Regions from separate parts of the Homo sapiens genome. Here region 2 is linked to region 1. A link is a contact called in ENCODE Hi-C or POLR2A ChIA-PET data. All regions are on one chromosome and are shown on one strand. The core of a region is the stretch at or near the end of the contact, and the rest is flanking DNA. Distances in the headings are between cores, read along the strand shown. Region 1 overlaps CEP350 (centrosomal protein 350). Region 2 overlaps QSOX1 (quiescin sulfhydryl oxidase 1).

The links. Hi-C counts contacts between places; a loop is a spot of excess contacts on that map. ChIA-PET counts read pairs that join two places held with the same protein, here RNA polymerase II (POLR2A). Pooled maps may share reads with other maps.
Region 2: a map of CD8-positive, alpha-beta T cell shows a loop between it and region 1 (5-fold over the local background). The contact joins two enhancer-like sites. A Hi-C loop is called at or near these places in 29 of 168 maps with a recorded cell type or tissue (CD14-positive monocyte, CD4-positive, alpha-beta T cell, CD4-positive, alpha-beta memory T cell and 18 more), 3 of 37 single-sample maps with no recorded cell type and 24 of 50 pooled maps. POLR2A ChIA-PET finds 5 or more read pairs at or near these places in 5 of 52 experiments (AG04450, MCF 10A, PC-9 and 2 more).

The regions. Positions count from the first base shown.
Region 1 is chr1:180,096,310-180,100,595 of GRCh38, forward strand. CEP350 (centrosomal protein 350) reads left to right here. Exons shown (of 38, transcript NM_014810.5): 37 at 2,554-2,676. Among named protein-coding and RNA genes, the nearest start is that of QSOX1, 56 kb to the right of the region's middle. Within about 2 kb of position 2,347, at least 5 of the 41 ENCODE cell types and tissues checked have a DNase peak (open chromatin) inside an H3K27ac peak, as active enhancers do.
Region 2 is chr1:180,172,288-180,176,573 of GRCh38, forward strand. QSOX1 (quiescin sulfhydryl oxidase 1) reads left to right here. Exons shown (of 12, transcript NM_002826.5): 3 at 3,034-3,079; 4 at 3,644-3,746. Among named protein-coding and RNA genes, the nearest start is that of QSOX1, 20 kb to the left of the region's middle. Within about 2 kb of position 1,869, at least 17 of the 41 ENCODE cell types and tissues checked have a DNase peak (open chromatin) inside an H3K27ac peak, as active enhancers do.

The DNA.
Region 1 (4,286 bases), core at 1,097-3,596:
AGTGGGTATTCAATAAAGATTTGTTGACTTACTGAATCCATGAACAGTGGAGGGATTGGAATGAGTGAAAGGGCTGAATCCTCAAGTTTGTGCAAAAAAAAAAAAAAATTCTTTTACCAGTCATTTTCTCTATATACATAATTATAATATTTAAGAAAAATTAGGAAATACCTAGGGAGATAAATTATTGCAACTAATAGGAGTTTTAGGTAAGTTTTGGGGGCTTTAGAGATAGGTATAATGTTCTAAAAGTACATATGAATACGTGTCATATATATGTCTTTTCAATATGCCAGCCCTGGACACATAGGTGTTAACTTCTTTATCTTTGACTTTGGAGGTTTCAAATTGGTAATGTGGTTTTGAACTATGTAGGATAGTAATGTGATACGTAAAAATATTTATTTTGTTATCTAAGAAACCTTTGTAAACCTTTGTCCAGAAGCTACAAGGACTATGAACTTTAAAGTCACATTGCTGGCAATCTGCTCTGCCTAGTCACATGTTTCTTTACGGCAAAGGTTATATTTCCAGAGCAGTGATTCTCAACTTTTAATGTGCATGTGAATGATCTGAGGATCTTGTTGAAATGGAGATTCTGATTTAGTAGGTCTGGAGTAGGACCTGAAATTCTGCATTTCCAACAAGCTCTCAAGTCATGCTGGTCCTGCTGGTCCTGCTGGTCCTGCTGGTCCCAGGACCACGCTGAGTAGCAAAGCTTTAAACTTGTATTTCCCAAACTTATTTGATCACAGAAAGCCTTTAAAAATATTTTATACTTATAGAACACCAACAGATATTTATGAGATGGGATGTATGCTTACCTCAGGGGTTGGCAAACTATGGCCCATAAGCCAAATCCAGGCCCCTGTATGTTTTTATAAATAAAGTTTTGTTGGACCACAGCCATACCTAGTTGTTTACATGTTACAACTACATGTAACTACAACAGTGGAATTGAATAGTTGTGACAAAGACCACATGGCCCGCAAAGCCTAAAATATTTACAGTCTGATTTTTTACAGAAAAAATTGGCCATCCCCTGGCTTAAAGTAACTAGCTTTTTAAAAACACATTGTATACTCCATTCCTTCTACCCTTTCACAATTGAAAATGCTTGAATGCTATGTGTGTCTGTGAACAGGTAGGGAGTGATGGAATTTCCGGGCACGTTGGTACTTTGAGAATCTTTCCAGGTGATTCTGATTCATAAATGTGTCCCTTCCCCTGTTAAGAACATTGTTTTTTTAACAGAACAACCATAAAAGTAACAAAATAAATTATTAATAACATTAAGTTGAGGTAAGACAAGATATATAATATATACCAACAATCAAACTACATGCATCAATATAGCATACAATAAATGCCCACTAATTTTAATATTGACATAACATTTTGTAAAGTTTTTAAGGGTGATAGTTCAAATATTGTTAGTAGTAAAATTATTATGCTTCTCATACTGAAGTGTTGATATTTTTTAATTTAACATATTTGAGTTTTGGTGCTTCAAAATAAACTATCCCAAAGTCTTTTGCTTTTCTCACATTACATTGTCCCCAAAAATTTCTTTGAGATTTTTCCAATTCAGAGATTTATTTTATGCTTTCTTTAGTAGTTTTGCCAGCTTGAAGTTAGCTAATGGTAGTTTTGTTGTTGTTTTTTCTTTGTTTTTCTTGAGGTGGAGTTTCACTCTTGTTGCCCAGGCTGGAGTACAATGGCGTGATCTCAGCCCACTGCAACCTCCGCCTCCTGGATTCAAGTGATTCTCCTGCCTCAGCCTCCTGAGTAGCTGGGATTACAGGCATGCGCTACCTCACCCAGCTAATTTTGTATTTTTAGTAGAGACAGGGTTTCTCCATGTTGGTCAGGCTGGTCTCGAACTCCCGACCTCAGGTGATCCGCCGCCTTGGCCTTTCAAAGTGCTGGGATTACAGGCGTGAGCCACCGCACCCAGCATGGTAGTTCTTAAGTAAACTCTAAAGTGATTTTTCTTTGCAGATTAATCAGTGGGTTTTACTTTGTTGTTGTTGTTGTTGTTGTTATTTTTAGATAAGATCTCGCTTTGTCACCTAGGCTGGAGTGCAGTGGTGCAATCTCAGCTCACTGCAGTCTGGACCTCCTGGGCTCAATCAGTTCTCCCACCTCACCCTCCTGAGTAGCCAGAACTACAGTCATGTACCACCATGCCCAGCTAATTTTATATATTTTTTGTAGAGATGAGGTCTCTCACTATGTTGCTCAGGCTGGTCTCAAACTCCTGGGCTCAAGTGATTCTCCTGCCTTGGCTTCAGAGAGTGCTGGGATTACAGACGTGAGTCACCGTGCCCAGCTAGGTTTTACTTTTATATGTTGCGTAAGTGAATAAAGTCTCAGCATTTGGAATGCTTTTCCCTTCAAATTGCTATGTGGAACTGTAAGTGGAAGAAATTTGTATGATAATTTTATTGTAAATATTATATTCTTATCGTGAATCTGTTTACTGCATTGTAAACACATGAAACTCAGGAATTTCTGTTGTTTGTGTTTCGTGTATTTGTCTTGTTTCCACAGAGCTTCATAGCAAGTGAAGTACTCAAGTTGTTCAGTCTTAAAAAGGAGCCAAACCACAAAACAGATTGGCAGAAAATGATGAAATTTGGAAGAAAGAAAAGAGACCGAGTGGATCATATCCTGGTCAGTGTATACAACCAAACTGTTTTTATTTTGACCATATCTTTTAAACTCAGAATGCAGTTAGATTCTAAAAGGAAAAGGGATAGACTTATTCTTAAATCTATGGTATTAAAATCTTAAAGCCTTTACTTGCTGCATTTCTACCCCTCAGTTTTGTTAACTATTTTCTTTTGTACTCAGTAGATGAACATTTAACTTGATCAATAGTATTTTATGTAGAACTTGAGAAATTTACTCAAATGGAAGCAAAGTTTAAGGTAGTGAATTGAAAAGAGACCAGTGTGGACTCTGGAGCCTGACTGCCCATGTTTAAATCTCTTGATGTGTAATCTTGGACAAATTTGTCTAACATTTTTGTGCAAAGTGAAGGTAACAATAATAGTACTTACCTGATAAAATTATTAAGAAAATTAAATAAGTATATGTGTAAAGCACTTAGAATAGTTCCTCATATACAACTCAGTAAATAATAGCTGTTACCTCATCATCATCACTATTATCATTATCCAGAACATTCCCTGGATAGGATTTATTTGGTTTTGCAATATATTTCTGTAACATTAGGAAAGTGTTTATCAAAAAAGAAAAAAAGAAAAATTCAGGTTTCACTCTAAACATTTTAATTCTGGACCTTTTATCTATATTGACATTTATATAATGAAAAAAAGTGTAATACTTAAATTTATCACCGTTCTCATGTATGTACCTCTCTAGTGTTTCATTTACTCAGTAATAACTGTACTAGATAACATTTGCTTAGTATTTTATAGTTTATCATTCTTATGCCTTATTTGATTTTTTTTTTTTTTTTTTTTTTTGAGACACAGTCTCGCTCTGTCACCCTGGCTGGAGTGTGGTGGCACAATCTCTGCTCACTGCAGCCTCTGCCTCCCAGGTTCAAGTGATTCTCATGCCTCAACCTCCCGAGTAGCTGGGATTACAGGCACCTGCAACCATGTCCAGCTAATTTTTGTATTTTTAGTAGAGATGGGATTTCGCCATGTTGGCCAGGCTGGTCTCAAACTCCTGACCACAAGTGATCCGCCTGCCTTGGCCTCCCAAAGTGCTGGGATTACAGGCATGAGCCACCGCGCCCAGTGTCTTATGCCTTATTTGATCCTCACGATAATTACATGAGGTAGGAAGAACTAATGTTATCCTTTGTTTTACAAATGAGGTGTCTTACGCCTTATTTGATCCTCACAATAATTACATGAGGTAGGAAGGACTAATGTTATTCTTTGTTTTACAAATGAGGAAATTTAGATTCAAAGATGTTAAGTGACTTGCCCAGTAAAATAAGAGACGAGATTTTAATCAACTAATTCTTCATAGATCTTCACATCTCAAGAAAGTGAATTTGTTCTCCTATTTCTATCATGTCTTAAAGTCTGAATTGTTATTAATTTCCAAGTTGTTACTTCCTTTACTTCTTAGGAATTAAAGAAAAAAGCATATTAAGAGGCATTCATCTAACCTATCAGCTAAATTGATGATATCCCCTATAAATCACCTCTGTATATACATTGAGTCAAAAATTGTGCTAATTAAGGACTGATGTTAACAATAGTAAGCAAAACAGACACAGACCCCACCTTCATAGATTTCCA
Region 2 (4,286 bases), core at 619-3,118, 76 kb after region 1:
CGTGAGGCGTGGGAGCCAGAACTCGGAGGAGACATTGGCCTGGGAGGTGGGTGCGAAGCTTCTGAGGACAGAAGGGAACAGCTGAGGTGCAGCAGGGCCTTCCCTTCAGCCTGCATCCTGGGGAGAGGCTCTTGGGGTCCCTGCATCCCCCTGGGCCACTCTGGCTGACCGAGGTTCCTGGTCAGACTCCAAGCTGCTTGTGGCTGCAGGGATCTTGAGGGGTTGCCTTTTTAAAATTTTTTTATTTTTTGAGACAGAGTCTCTCTCTGTCGCCCAGGCTGGAGTGCAGTGGCATGATCTCGGCTCACTGTAACCTCCACCTCCCAGGTTCAAGCAATTCTCCTGCCTCAGTCTCCTGAGTAGTTGGGATACAGGTGCATGTCACCAAATTTGGCTAATTTTTATATTTTTAGTAGAGACGGGGTTTTACCCTGTTGGCCAGGCTGGTCTCAAACTCCTGACCTCAAGTGATCCGCCCACCTCGGCCTCCCAAAGTGCTGGGATTACCGGCATGAGCCACTGCACCCGTCCTGGAGAGGCTGCCTTTTGGTAGAAGTAATGCAAGCCTCTTTTAATATGGGCACCTGCTCAGATGTGGGTGACCTGATGGTTGATGACAAAAAAATGACCATATTACTTTTCAGAGGTGAAAATAACAGCTGTAGCTGTGGGAAAGCCACCCATCTCAAGGCTTCATGATGTCAGTGTTGTTCTCATATATGTAGAAACCAGTCAAAGTGTAACCTGTCTGTAAATAAACAAGAGCACCATCACCATGAATAACTGCAGCGCAACATCACCCTCGGGTTTCTTTTTTGTTTTTAAATTTTATTTATTTTTAATTTTTAACTTTTTGTAGAGATGGGGCCTCACTGTGTTGCCTAGGGTGGTCTTGAACTCCAGGGTTCAAGTGATCCTCCCTCCTAGGTCTCCCAAAGTGCTGGGATTACAGGTGCGAGCCACTGCACCTGACCTGGTTTATTATTTGTCGGCAAACCAAACCCCAAATAGATGTATCTTCAATTTTGTTCATGAAAAAGTGTCAGTCCATAAATGCCGTAACTTACATTATCAATACGATCTCCTAATCAAGGAAATTTATGATCATTTTCTTAAGTATTAGGATAACATAATTTTAATAGGCCAATAAAATTAAATAACTGTAAAGAACGCTATTTAAATATGTGTGGTATGTATAAGTGGATGGTTTTCATCCACAATAAAAGTTTATATTAATGTTTTGAAAAGAGAGAGTAAAGCAGTGAGCAGGAGTAAGGGCCCGGGGGAGGTCACAGGGAGCAGAAGGTTGCAGATGGGGAGAGACAGGTGGCTTCTCTGCAGCCTTTGTTCCTCATGTGGGAGAGGGTAGCAGGTGGCTTCCAGATTTTCTGCCTACAAATGTCTGTAACAAACAAGTCCTAGCTGATCATGGTTCCTAGTGTTTAAAAGGTATGAAGGAGGGAAGGGGATGCTGGTGGTGGGTGATGATGGTACAGTTAACATGTACCAGTTCCTTGATGTATGCACTAGGTACCATGCTAAGCACTTTAGATGTATGGTCATGGAATCCTCACAAGTCTTCAAGGTAGATGGTGTCATCCTCATTTCAAAGATGAGAACACAAAGGTTCGGAGCAGTTGATGCGTTGCCCAAGGTCACACAGCAAGAGCAAAGCAGAACCAGTCCTTGAACGAGGTCTGCCAGAGCCCGGGGCCTGTTCTCAGCTGCCAGCTTGGGATAAGGCCAAACAGCTCTATCCCAAGGAGGGAGAAGGAAACCAGTGTTTGGCTGTTGGAGGCAGAAGTCCAAGGTAGTGAAAAGTGGCCCCGAGGCTAGAGTCCCACAGGAAGAAGCCTCTTCCCAGCCTGCAGGCTCTCCCCTAGGCAGTTCAGTGGCCGGCTTCCAGGACAACTCAACTGTGTTCCCTCCTGAATCGGAAGAGCGCAGGCAAAAGCCTTGGCAGCTGTCTTGCCGCCTGGGCAGAAGCCCAGATTGCCAGGAGTCAGGCTCTGTTCGGTCTGTCCTCTTGCCCCAAGGAGGTGACAGACTAGGCTTGGGGTGTCATGTACATGGGAAAAGAGGACAAAGTGGTGAGTTAAATCAGCTAGTCTGTAGCAAGGCATGTTTCCCCAGGGACTCAGGTCCCCGCTTCAAGAGAACCTGTTCTGGAGACCCCTTCCTTGACTGTGTCTGCTGTGCTGGGCTGGGACTTAGTGGACAGAGACAGCAGCCTGTAAGCCCCTTTTCCCAAGTAAGGAGCAAGGGCACATTGACATAGAAGCAAGCTGACATTTCCCAAGGGACGTAGGAAGTGCCTGCACTTCATGTTTTCAGATGAGTCTGCAAAGGAAAACAGCAGTGGTACTTCATCACTCATCCATTCGATAAATATTGGTTAGTAATTACATGCTAGGTACTGTGCTGCATAGAAATGGCCCTCGAGGAGGAAAGTGTATGAACTGCTGCCCACAGGATCCATGGATGCTTCTGAGGGGTGTGGGAGGGTAACAGGGGAGGGAGCCAGTGTCCAGCTCCTAGAGCAACCTCCCCCCAACTCCCCCCAATTCACCATTTTACAGATGAAGAAACAGGCTCGGCCAGGCGCCTATAATCCTGACACTTTGGGAGGCTGAGGCGGGCAGATCACAGGTCAGGAGTTCGAGATCAGCCTTGCCAACACAGTGAAACCCCATCTCTACTAAAAATACACACAAAAAAAATTAGTCGAGTGTGGTGGTGGGCGCCTGTAGTCCCAGCTACCTGGGAAGCTGAGGCAGGAGAGTCCCTTGAACCTGGGAGGCAGAGCTTGCAGTGAGCCGAGATCGCGCCACTGCACTCCAGCCTGAGCGACAGAGCGAGACTCTGTCTCAAAAAAAAAAAAAGAAAGAAAGAAAAAAGAAACAGGCTCAACAACATTAAGTGATTTGCCCAGCCACCGCATTGAATAAGTAGGCAGATTTTCAGAGCAGGCCTGCGTGGCTGCACTCTTGGCCACTATCTATTACTGATGCCCACCTGTGTGTTTGCTTCCAGTTCTTCAAGGCCTTTACCAAGAACGGCTCGGGAGCAGTATTTCCAGGTGGGTGCCCAGCTCTGGTTGTCCTGTTAGCATCTTCCTCCCCCAACCTCCCTCTTCACCTGGGTTTCTATTGGGGTGGAGAAAGCCCTGGCAGTCGGCAGGGTCGAGGGTGAGGCGGTCCCCACGGGAAGCCTAACTTGTGTCTTCCCAAAACTATCCTCCCAGTCAGCTTTAGGGAAAGGCAGGATGAAGAAGCCCTTCAGGTTGGACATATCCAGGGCCCTAGGGTCGGGGCAGGGGCACCATGTTCCCAGAAGAGCTCTTCTGTCACAATGGGGTTGGCGCCCAGAGAGCAGACCAGAGCCCTTGGGGAAAGTCCTGACGACTCCCAGTTCTGAGGGATTCTTTCCTGTCTGAGGGATGGGTGTCCTTGCACTACTTGGGGCCACAGGAGGACTACTCAAGCCCCATTCTTCTAGCACAGGGAAGGACTGACGCCTCGTCTGTCTCTGTCAGAGCTGGCTGTGCCCTCGGCCCTTTGTTTCTGGGAGTGAAGGTGGCCAGTGTGCTGTGGAAGCAGCTCTGCTCTCCTGACACTCCGCTCACGCCTGTTTTCATTTACAGTGGCTGGTGCTGACGTGCAGACACTGCGGGAGAGGCTCATTGACGCCCTGGAGTCCCATCATGACACGTGGCCCCCAGCCTGTCCCCCACTGGAGCCTGCCAAGTACTTTGGGCTGGGGCAGGCTTAGTGCATTGTGGGCCAGGATCCCAGGCCTGGGAGTGAGAGGGTGGTGGGAACAGCAGGGCGGGGACCCCAGTTTATTTTCCTTGCTGCCTTTGCCTGTGGGGCTCACACACCAGTCTGCTGGAGCTACTCCAGAACCAAGTGGCAGCTGATGGCTGGTGGTGGGCTTCCTATCGCACAGGTCCTGCTGAAGAGCCCTGTTTTTCTGGGGCTGACTGATGGTGCAAGGGTCCATCCCACCAGGTGGGAAGGAAAAGATGGATGGGGCTTCTCCAGGTTGTACCTGCTGCTGTTTCTTGCTACCTTCCCTCAAAATGTTTGCGGGACGCAGCAGGATTTCACATGCTCTATCCCCGGGAAGGCCACTGAGAGTCAGAATGGCATGAGGAGGAAAAAGGAGATCAAATATTTTGAGGGAAATTGGGGGGAGGTGGAGAGAAGGTGGTCATGCCTGGGGCATGGGGGTGGCCCCTGGCTCTCTGTATGGCAGAGCATCAGGTGCAGTGGCCGGTGCTCTGT